Linked DNA regions of Homo sapiens: region 1 is linked to region 2. A link is a loop called in an ENCODE intact Hi-C map of the cell type or tissue named here. Cell type or tissue: gastrocnemius medialis. All regions are shown on one strand. Each heading gives the region's core, and the rest is flanking DNA. Links, peaks and the distances in the headings are about the cores only.

Evidence for each region. A loop is a pair of places that touch in the nucleus more often than their neighbours do. Peaks named below come from ENCODE experiments on the same cell type or tissue, not always from the same donor. Only the 100,000 strongest peaks of a DNase experiment are listed, where the experiment ranks them.
Region 1: it touches region 2 in a loop (2.2-fold over the local background); 1 of 110 quality-filtered maps calls a loop at or near these places.

The regions. Positions count from the first base shown.
Region 1 is chr3:135,391,978-135,397,363 of GRCh38, forward strand. The region is part of intron 4 of LOC105374122 (a long non-coding RNA gene); the gene reads right to left. Among named protein-coding and RNA genes, the nearest start is that of PPP2R3A, 570 kb to the right of the region's middle. In gastrocnemius medialis, for the core only: no CTCF peak of the experiment used is centred there; no DNase peak of the experiment used is centred there; H3K27ac peaks cover 1,458 bases.
Region 2 is chr3:135,334,589-135,339,974 of GRCh38, forward strand. No RefSeq gene overlaps it. Among named protein-coding and RNA genes, the nearest start is that of EPHB1, 540 kb to the left of the region's middle. In gastrocnemius medialis, for the core only: no CTCF peak of the experiment used is centred there; a DNase peak (open chromatin) is centred at 2,773.

The DNA of each region.
Region 1 (5,386 bases), core at 250-5,249, 58 kb after region 2:
GGTTGATCATTTGACCTTTTGAAACTAGGAAATAATTCTTAGTCTCTCACCTTTATGTCACTTAGGTTCAAGGATTTGGAGCCACCAGTCTTAGAACCACCGGCATAAGACATGGAATTTGAGAAATTTAGAACTGTCCTTCTTAAAATATCTTCCCCACAGCCTGGGGAAAAAAAAGCGCATCAATTTTAGTGTAAATTGAACACACAGTCAACCTGCTGACTGTGTGGGATGTGGAAGGATCTCACTTGAGACCCCAAAACTATCAACCCATTAGCATCTAACAGGAGAGTTTCACATTTGCCACTCTGACTTCCAGCACTGGGCAAACAGTGGCATCTGAGGGACAGGGAGATGTGGCAAGGTGGCTGAGTCAGCAAAGCTGTCAAACAGGATACACGAAGGGCCAGTTACAGATTCATGGTGACAGACTCCGGCACATCTGAGTCCTCTGGACATGGGGAACAACCAAAAAGCAGGTCACGGTGTGTATTTTCTGCATGTCAGGGGTATAGTCTCATATGTATTTCAGTGCACTTGTTCTCTCAATATGCAGCTGATGATTTGTGGTTTTTCAGCTAGATCAAGAAGTCCACCACACACATAAAATAATCATCTATTTCTTTCCAAAGATTAAGTTAATGGGTGCAATTTTTCAAAAAGTTGAAATTCTTTTTCCATCACATTTCCTTAAACTTTGGAGCTGGCAGCACCTCTCAACCACTGATCACTAGTTGAAGCTAAAGAGGCCAGGTCTCATCCAACATCAGCTTTGTGCAGCCTGCCAGCCTCATCTTGACAGTAGATTTGATCATTGGGCTCATGTTTATTATGTTTATTCTGCCAAAATGTGGTTTCTAAAAATGTGTTTTTGACAAAGGCAAGACCCACTTTAAAAGAGTATAGTTCTCTGTTTCCAAAATAATTTTCACAGAATGATAATCCTGTTAGCCATTTGTTGGAATTACCCAGAACTTTTCTGTTTTTCAAAAACTGGGGGGAAATGCTCGATTTCAAAAGGTTAAACTTTAAAATTTTTACTTTCGAAATGATCAACTTCTATGACACTCACATGTGTGGTATGATTCCTCGAGATAGGGATTGGGTGTTCCACTTTTCTAGACACATTTGATCATGGAAACCTTTTTCAGAGCACTTTCTGGAGCTTCTGTTCTGCAGAACCCTCTGTGGGAAATGCCATAAAGTCCTACAAAATGGTTGTGTGGTATTATTAAGAAGAATAATATTTCATGGTGTTCTGCAGAGAGTAAAGTACTGACTTCCAGGTGCCCTGCAATCCTAAATGTTTTGAGAACTAACTGTTAATTATTAAAATTCCCCTGGTGGCAGCGTGGAGTGTAGACTGCAGCAAAGCCACCTGGCAGGAGTTCCAGGAAGGTGGACGCTGCTGTAGGAAAATTATACAGTGTGAATTATGAAAGGCTGAAGTGCTCAAGAAGGGGGAATGGGTTTCAGAGAAGAATCAAGCAAAACCGTCTGATTGGATGTGAGCAGTTATGAGAGGGGGAACCAAGGATTGATTGATTGATTCACTCATTCATTCATTCATTCATTCAATAAATGTTTTTTGAGCACCTATCCTGTGCCAGGCATTATTGTTCTGGGTCCTGTGGGTATATCAGTAAACAAGAGATAAAAATTCTTGACCTCTTGGAATTTATATCTTTCTTGTGCTTTAGGGCGACTGGGTGGGGAGCTATTCATGGAGAGAGGACATCTGAGGAGAAGCAGCCTTGATGGGCAGTGTGGGGGAATCTGGCACTCTGGAGGATGCAGGGGCTTCAGACATCCAGGTGGAGATGTCGATGAGATGTAAGCCGGAGCTCAGAGAGAGCTCTGAGCTCAACATAGAATTCACATACACGGGTAGGAATGGAAGCCATGAGAACATTTACAGTGCCCAAGAGTGAGAGTCAGTGGAGTGAAACATGAAAAGAGTCAAAGAACTTGTTTTTAACAAGAGAGGAGTGAAGAAGGGGCCAGGAAGCACAAAGAAGTTTTTCAATAAAAATCTAGTGGATGAAAATAAATAAGTCTCAGCCTGAGAGACAGACAATAAACCAGGAGAGAGTCACGCTAGGAAGACAAAAATAGAAAAGAGTTTCACAAAAGAGAGTGAAGTCAGCCAAACACAACAGCATTAAATTAGGCCAAGGGCCATGGGAAAAAATAGGAACATGTCTTTTTATCCTGCTTTAACTACTGACTTCCCTTTAGTTCTCCTGGGGTGTCCTCCAGAACCCCCAGTTTATTATAAACGAATTTTCCTATAGCCTTAACCTCTTCATGGTCACTCTATTCATTTTCTGACTCATCTAAAATCTGGGTCTCTGCTTTCACCTCCAGTGTCTTGCAAGGATACTGTTTCTGGAGGTTTTCTCGAGGGGAGGCAGCTCGTTCTCCTACACCCCAGCTCTCCTTGGATCCAGAGGTGATCCAAGCACTTCTCCTTGTGCTGTCTACTGACCTGAAGGTTATTCAAATATTAAAATATTGGCACCTGACTTCCATTTTGAATTTTCACTTCAAGTTTACCTCACTGTGGACCTAAATGTCCCTGCTCATAAAACCTCTAGCCTCAAGGTTCCTTCTCCTTGATTATCACCTCTTTCACTCACACTCCACTCCTACAGGCTGCTCTGTGGCCCAGCCCTGGATTTTAAGATTGCTGAGCATTCTCCCATTTGTGATTTCGTGAACCCCCAGCCCTTAATTCAGTCTCCTGCTCTCACAGCCTCTTTTCCCCTCATGCTCCTACCTCACCATGAGGGTGCACCCCAGGGCAGGGGCTTATAGTCCCAGCTCTTGAGATTCAGCACACCCTGCTTGGAATCTGGGTCCTTGCTCTTTTCCCTAGTCTAGTTCCTCACCCTGTGATTCCTCTTACATACTGGTCTCTTCTAAAGCCCACTAAAATTATAATCTGATGATGACACTGCTTTGTTAAAATCTATTCAATGGTTCTCCATTCTCTATAGAGCAAAATGCAAACCTTGCAGCAGGACAAGCGCTTCCAGCAGGACATAGGAGATTCTTCATGACTTGATATCCACCCACTCCTCTGGCCTCACACTTTCCATGCCCTCCCTCCCTCTGTGTCCCCCAAAACACCTATACTATATGCCAGCCACACATCTATCCCATATCACCAGTACTGCCAGAAAAGCCTCTCCCACCCCCATCTACCATCCTTTCTTCTCAACCCTTCTGATACCTACACAACCCTCAAAGCCTAGTTCTGGCTTCACAGTCTCTGTACCTGAACCAAGAGCTATAATTCATTGACTATCTCAGTTTCCCCAGTGTATCCACTGTATCCCAGGCAGGCCTCAGTCACGGATCCTGTGGGGCTACAATGCATTCTGGTGTCTCTTTCTCTGTCTCTCACTAGATGTCAACCTTTTTTTGAGAACAAATCTGTGTTTACTTCATCCCTTATACCTCAGAACCTGGCCGGTGTAGTGGTCATCAATAAATATTTGATGAATGAATTAAGATTTATGTAAGTGAGAAATTACAAATTCTGATTAGGTGTGTTAGCTAATAAACTTGGAATCAAAAGGCTCAGATTCAAATTCCACTTCCACCATTTGCTATTTTGTGACCTGGGACAAGCCACTGGTAATAACAGTATCATTCACTGAGTCTTATCCCATGTTAGGCACTATCTCATTCCAGCCTGATGGTAATTCCGCTGTCATCCTCATTTTGTTGAGGATTAGACAATGGTACTTCATAGTGAGTATTACAGCTGTAATAGGGCAGAGCTGAGACTCACACATAAGCTAAAGTCCAAAAACCTATGGGTGTTACCATTCTGTCCTATGGCCTGGATAATTCTTTTTTTTTTTCTTTTTCTTTTTTTTTTTAAATTTTTTTTTATTATACTTTAAGTTCTAGGGTACCTGTGCACAACATGCATGTTTGTTTCATATGTATACATGTGCCATGTTGGTGTCCTGTACCCATTAACTTGTCATTTACATTAGGTATATCTCCTAATGCTATACCTCCCCCACCCCCCACCCCACAACAGGACCCAGTGTGTGATGTTCCCCTTCCTGTGTCCAAGTGTTCTCATTGTTCAATTCCCACCTCTGAGTGAGAACATGCGGTGTTTGGTTTTTTGTCCTTGCGATAGTTTGCTGAGAATGATGGTTTCCAGCTTCATCCATGCCCCTACAAAGGACATGAACTCATCCTTTTTTATGGCTGCATAGTATTCCATGGTGTATATGTGCCACATTTTCTTAATCCAGTCTATCATTGTTGGACATTTGGGTTAGTTCCAAGTCTTTGCTATTGTGAATAGTGCCGCAGTAAACATACGTATGCATGTGTCTTTATAGCAGCATGATTTATAATCCTTTGGGCATATACCCAGTAATGGGATGGCTGGGTCAAATGGTATTTCTAGTTCTAGATCCCTGAGGAATTGCCACACTGTCTTCCACAATGGTTGAACTAGTTTACAGTCCCACCAACAGTGTAAAAGTGTTCCTATTTCTCCACATCCTCTCCAGTACCTGTTGTTTCCTGACTTTTTTAAAGATCGCCATTCTAACTGGTGTGAGATGATATCTCATTGTTTTTTTGATTTGCATTTCTCTGATTACCAGTGATGATGAGCATTTTTTCATGTGTCTTTTGGCTGCATAAATGTCTTCTTTTGAGAAGTGTCTGTTCATATCCTTTGCCCACTTTTTGATGGGGTTTGTTTTTTTCTTGTAAATTTGTTTGACTTCTTTGTAGATCCTGGATATTAGCCCTTTGTCAGATGAGTAGATTGCAAAATTTTTCTCCCATTCTGTTGGTTGCCTGCTCACTCTGATGGTAGTTTCTTTTGCTGTGCAGAAGCTCTTTAGTTTAATTAGATCCCATTTGTCAATTTTGGCTTTTGTTGCCATTGCTTTTGGTGTTTTAGACATGAAGTCCTTGCCCATGCCTATGTTCTGAATGGTATTGCCTAGGTTTTCTTCTAGGGTTTTTATGGTTTTAGGTCTAATGTTTAAGTCTTTAATCCATCTTGAATTAATTTTTGTATAAGGTGTAAGGAAGGGATCCAGTTTCAGCTTTCTTCATATGGCTAGCCAGTTTTCCCAGCACCATTTGTTAAACAGGGAATCCTTTCCCCATTTCTTGTTTTTGTCAGGTTTGTCAAAGATCAGATAGTTGTAGATGTGTGGTATTATTTCTGAGGGCTCTGTTCTGTTCCATTGGTCCATATCTCTGTTTTGGTACCAGCACCATGCTGTTTTGGTTACTGTAGCCTTGTAGTATAGTTTAAATTCAGGTAGCATGATGCCTCCAGCTTTGTTCTTTTGGCTTAGGATTGACTTGGCAATGCGGGCTCTTTTTTGGTTCC
Region 2 (5,386 bases), core at 124-5,123:
TGGTAACCTTACACTTACATGGGCCTGATGCCCCCAAGGCAGAGACCCTCTCTTCAGCCTCTGTTCACTTAGAAAAGTAACTATACTAGCCATCAGCTATTTCCAGAAGCCTTAAGGAGAGAACAATTTTTGAAGACCATCTTTTCTAATAAAATGAATACCCTTCCTACAATCAGCAACCCTTAGAAGGCGAGGAAGGGCCTAGGACAAATGGACCGTCATATTGCGTCAGCACCTCTTGATTTGAAAGGTAGGTCTCTTTCTGGTGCCGGAGCCTGGAGACTACAACCTACTACAACCCTATTAGATACTCCAGCCTCCCTGGGACCATATTCTCAGAGACACAGACAAGACTGAAAATCACACCCTGTCTGAAGCAGCCTCCTCTAGAAATTCATGGACCTGAGCTGGTCATCTCCTCAGTCTTTTCCCTTCCCACTCACTCTCAGAGGACACCAGCAGATATAGAAAGGCCTGCAGGGAGGACATTATCAGGTAGAAATTTCTTCTTCAGGTTGAGAGATTTCATTTTGATCCTGTCTTCAGAGCTACGTTATGATACAGCAAAGTCATGATCACTTCACAGCCACGGAAGGAATTATTTCCACCGGCATCTTTCATTTCTGATCCCCTCATCCTCATGATCCCCTCATCCTCATGTGTCTGCCTGCTGACAAACCAGAGCTGTCAGAGCCACCTGTCACTGCAGGGGGAAAAATACCTTTTTGACAACTGTGTCTTCCTCTAGCATACTCTTTGTACCCGATGTCTGCATTCCAACCTGTGTTTGTGACACTTCTGTTATTTCAAAAGCCCTCATGAAATTCTCTGAAAAGGAATCTCAAACCCAATTAATTTAAATTCATTTTCATTTTGAATGTGCTACATGACATATTTAGGAGGGAGTGTGTGTGTCATAAAGCCAAAGCAATAGGAGGGCCTTGTAAAGAAACAGCCTCCCTCATTAAAAGCAAACACAGGAGCATCCAAGGATTGTAGCAGGCAAGGGCACCAGAAGGTGACTCTTATTATGGCTGTGGTAGGAGTGGGTAGAGAATGCTTGGTTCTAATTCTGGTGTTAGCCACACACTGGTGGGAGAGATTTTCCTGGGTGGAAAAAAAAATAGTCTTTCCCTTTTTTCCTTTAAATAGCACCCACTCCCCCCAATGATAATAACAACTTGCCCTTCCCTTCACCAGCCTCACCTTACCCTTGGACAACATGACTAAGCCACATCTGGGCTCCAGGAGTTCTTAGTGCCTTACTAAATCCAAGCTTGCATGTCCCTGGCTCCTGAGTCAGGTTATGTTGGCTTGTTTTGATTTTTGTTTAACTAAATACCAACAGAAATTTTTTTAAAAATATTGTTTACAAAGGAAACTTTAGCCAGTAGGAAGTTTCTTGTTCTGCAAATTCAATGGCAATCTTTTGGCTTTAGATTTGGGATGGTGACCTATGCATATGCATTGCCCCCTCTCCCCTCAGGACCCCACAAAAGTGTCAGTAACATTTGGCAAAAAAGAATAAATTCATGCCAGCACTTAAACATAAGGAAGCGTGTCATCGATGGAACAGAAGTGATAAAAAATTTATGTACAATGGAATACAGATGTGACTGGATTGTCGCAACTCAAAACCCACAAGGGAGAAGGCTCTAGCAGCAGTAAGTGCAGTTCCTCCCAGGGGAGCACCAGAGGGTCTCTCAGCTTGAGTTTGGCTGTGGAGTGATAATCAGGATCATTAGTTGGAGGACTGTCTACAGCAGTGGTTTTTACATTGTTTTGAATCAGGTACTCATTATGTTTTTTAAAAAATGTACTCATTATGTTTTTTAAAACATGAAGCACACAACTACAATTTACGTAAATGTATTTATAAATATATACATATTTTTATATATAGCAATATACATATTGCTATTCTCATTAGCAAATATCTCAACATAATTTATATTTGGGTGAGATTAATCATTAATGATCATGAGTGAAAATTTATCTTCAAAATAAATAGTCTTCATGATAGTTTTGAACTTTATGGGGCCAAATTCTCATCGGATTTTATGAAATCATCAATATTTGCATCACATAATGGGGTGAATAAAGGTTAGAAGTATCAGCTTTGCTATTCTCTAGTTGTTTACCAGTGTCGGCATTTTGAGTTATCCTTGATCCACATTTTCTATGCCAGAAATTTTAATTACTTAACCATTTTGCAAGGATTAGATTATTTTAATGGAACATATTATCCATAAATCCCTTTAACCAAGAAGATATAACTGCAATTCATCACAAGACAATCAAAGAAGCAAACAAGTGGATTATGGAACTCTTACCTCTTACCTCAGGAATGACAATCCATATTAAAATTAGTATGACAATCCATATATTAAAATTAGTAAGCTTTGATATCTTTCATATTTTAGCTAACATTCAGGTAGGTAAAAGTTCCAAGATTTTCTTTGCACACCAAGTGGATCAGCTTGCACAACCCTCAGGGATAATACCCACCAGCGTTCACTGGGGTGTTATCCCCTGGGCTGGGTGACGCCATACTTTCCTGAGGTCCAAGGAAGCTGGCTGAAGCATCCAAACCTAGCTGACACCCTGAAGCTCACAGTGTGGATGTTGAGAAAAGTGGAGAGAAGAGACTGGGAATTCAACCAACCTCCTCAGCAGATGAACTGCAATGAGACCTGGCAACAGTGCCACTCCAACACGGGTCAAGTCTATTGTATTCAGCCAGGGGTGGAAATCATGAGATGAGCCTGCTTGTCTGTCAAGCTCAGCATCAGGCATCCTGCCATGCCTTACCCACAATAGGAAAGGGTTCCTCATGCACTACCCATACCAAACAGCTGTGCCCTTCACTCATAAATGTGGAAAGTCAGCCAGAGTCTCCAGACCTTTAAGAAAAATCAACAGCATGAAAGTAGAAGGACAAAATGAACCAAAACAACATTAAATTAAAGAAATATAAACAACAAGAAGAAAGCAATTTTAAAATTGTACTTCTTATTTGAATTCTTGGCTTCATTAGAGAAGAAGGAGCAATCATGGGGTGGTGGGGGGAACATGATTAAAAATTTGAAATCTGAAAATTGAAGTGATAAATAGCTGGGCAAAAAAATGGAATAAACATATATAAAAACTAAAGTAGTGACAGAGAAGATAAGAAAATCTTCTGTAGCAAAAAGACAGAGATGGAAAACATAAGAGTAAACGTTTTCAAAAGTGAAGTAAGAAAACAAAATCCAAAACCCATTTAATAAGCATTCCAGTAGGAGAGAGTAAAGTCAATGAAGATAAATCATCAAAAAAAAAATGTCACTCTAGTTGGACAAGATGACATAGGCCTTGTTTTATCTCCTTATTCCTGCTAAGCACAGCTATAAACCCTGGAAACAGAGCAAGAGACAACTGAAGAAGAACTCTGAAAAGTGGTAAGAGAAAGAAGAACTGGTTTGGGACTTTAAGACTAGACCAATAACAAAGAGGTAGTGTCTTGCATTCCCACACCCAAGAGAAGAAAGCTACCCCAACCTCGTATTTTCCAGCCGCCAATCTGGCAACAGAAGGCTCATTCTTCCTCTGGATCCAACGAGAGTCCTAACAACATGAGGCATACCCAACACCACTGGCAAGGGGAATTCATTAGAAGCCCTGCCAGAAATAAGCAGCCAGGGGAGGCACTCTTCCCCCCCGGCTCCGACTCCCATTCTTGAGGGTCACCTTTTCCACCAAGAAGTATAGGGGCTGGCAGGTGAAGCTAGCAGGAGAGATGCAGTTACAGCAGGTGGCCTGATTTGGGAAACCCCTTTGTCCCTATGTGTTAAGACTCTCCTCTCCTGCCCAGAGACCCTAGGCCAAGAGGCAAGGGACCCAGCTCCAGCAAGCAGCCTGGTTCCAGAAGCTTCTTTTTCCCCCCGGCCCTAGAATCCCATCTCCCACCCAAGACAACCTGGGGGTATGTGTGATGATGTAAAGTGGGGCAAGGGATGTCAGGGGATTCTACCACACTCCTCTCTTATTGAGGGATACCTGGTGGCCCCACCTCAGGAAGCTCTTTCTGCCCCACTAAGGCCTTATCAGCAACCGTCAATGGGAACCCCAGTGGTAGTAGACAAACTAAGAAAACCAAAATAATACCATAAAGACATTGAAAATTAATCTGCTTTTGAAACCACAGCCTACAAAGTAGTCCAAGACCTGCTTTCTAAACCTAAACATGTGACTGCCATTCCAGATGTAGAGGAGAAAGAGTAGGGCAGAAAGAGTATTTGAAAAAATAATGGCTGAAAACTTCCCAAATCTGGTAAAAGACACAAATGTATAGAACTAAGGATCTAAGTGAACACCCCTGAAAATAAACCCAAATAAATCCATGCCAAGGCACATCACAATTAAACTTCTGAAAACTAAAGATAAAGAAAACATCTTGAAAATAGCCAATGAGTTACCTGTATGGGAATACCCATTGGAATGATGGTTTCTCATTTGAAACCATGGAGGCCAGAAAGAAGTGGCACAATATTTTTTTGATACTGACAGAAAATAATTGTAAAAACACAAATTCTGTATCCTGTGCAACTATTCTTCAGGAATGAAGGGAAAATGAAAACATTCTCAGACACAGAAAAACTGAAAGAATTCATTATTTGCATATAAATCCTTAAAGATTGGCTAAAGAAAATACTTCGAACGGCAAGAAAATGGAAAAATAATGTAGTTTCAGGAAGACGGAACAATGAAAAAAGTAGATATATGGATGGGTACACACAGCTAACTACCCTTTTCCTCATGTGTTTTATACACCATATTTGATGACTAAAACAAAAATTATAACACCATCTGACATCTGAGACAATATTTAAAAGTGGAGAAGGTAAAGAGATCTAAATAGAAGTGAAAGTTTCCACACTTCAGTGGAGATGGCAAAATGTTGATACCAGTTGTAGTAGGCTGAACAGTGGCCAAAAGATGCCCATGTCCTAGTCCCCAGAACCTGTGAGTAGGTTATCTTACATGATAAAAGAGGCTGTGTAGATGTGATTAAGTTAAGGGTCTTGAAATGGGGAGATTATCCTGGATTATGCAAGGGCTCAATGTAAATACCAGGGTCCTTATAAGAGGGAGAGAAGGATCAGAATCAGAAAAAGGAGATAAAAGAATGGAAGAAGAGATCAGAAAGGAGAGAAGATTCCACTCTTCTGGCTTTGAAGATGAAGGGAGGGACCACAGGCAGAGGAATGTGCAAAGCCTTGACAAGCCAGAAAAGGAAATGAATTCTTTCCTGAAGCCTCCAGAAGGAATGCAGCTCTGCCAATACCTTGATTTTAGACCTCTGACCTCCAGAGCTATCATAGAATAAATTTATGTTGTTTTAAGC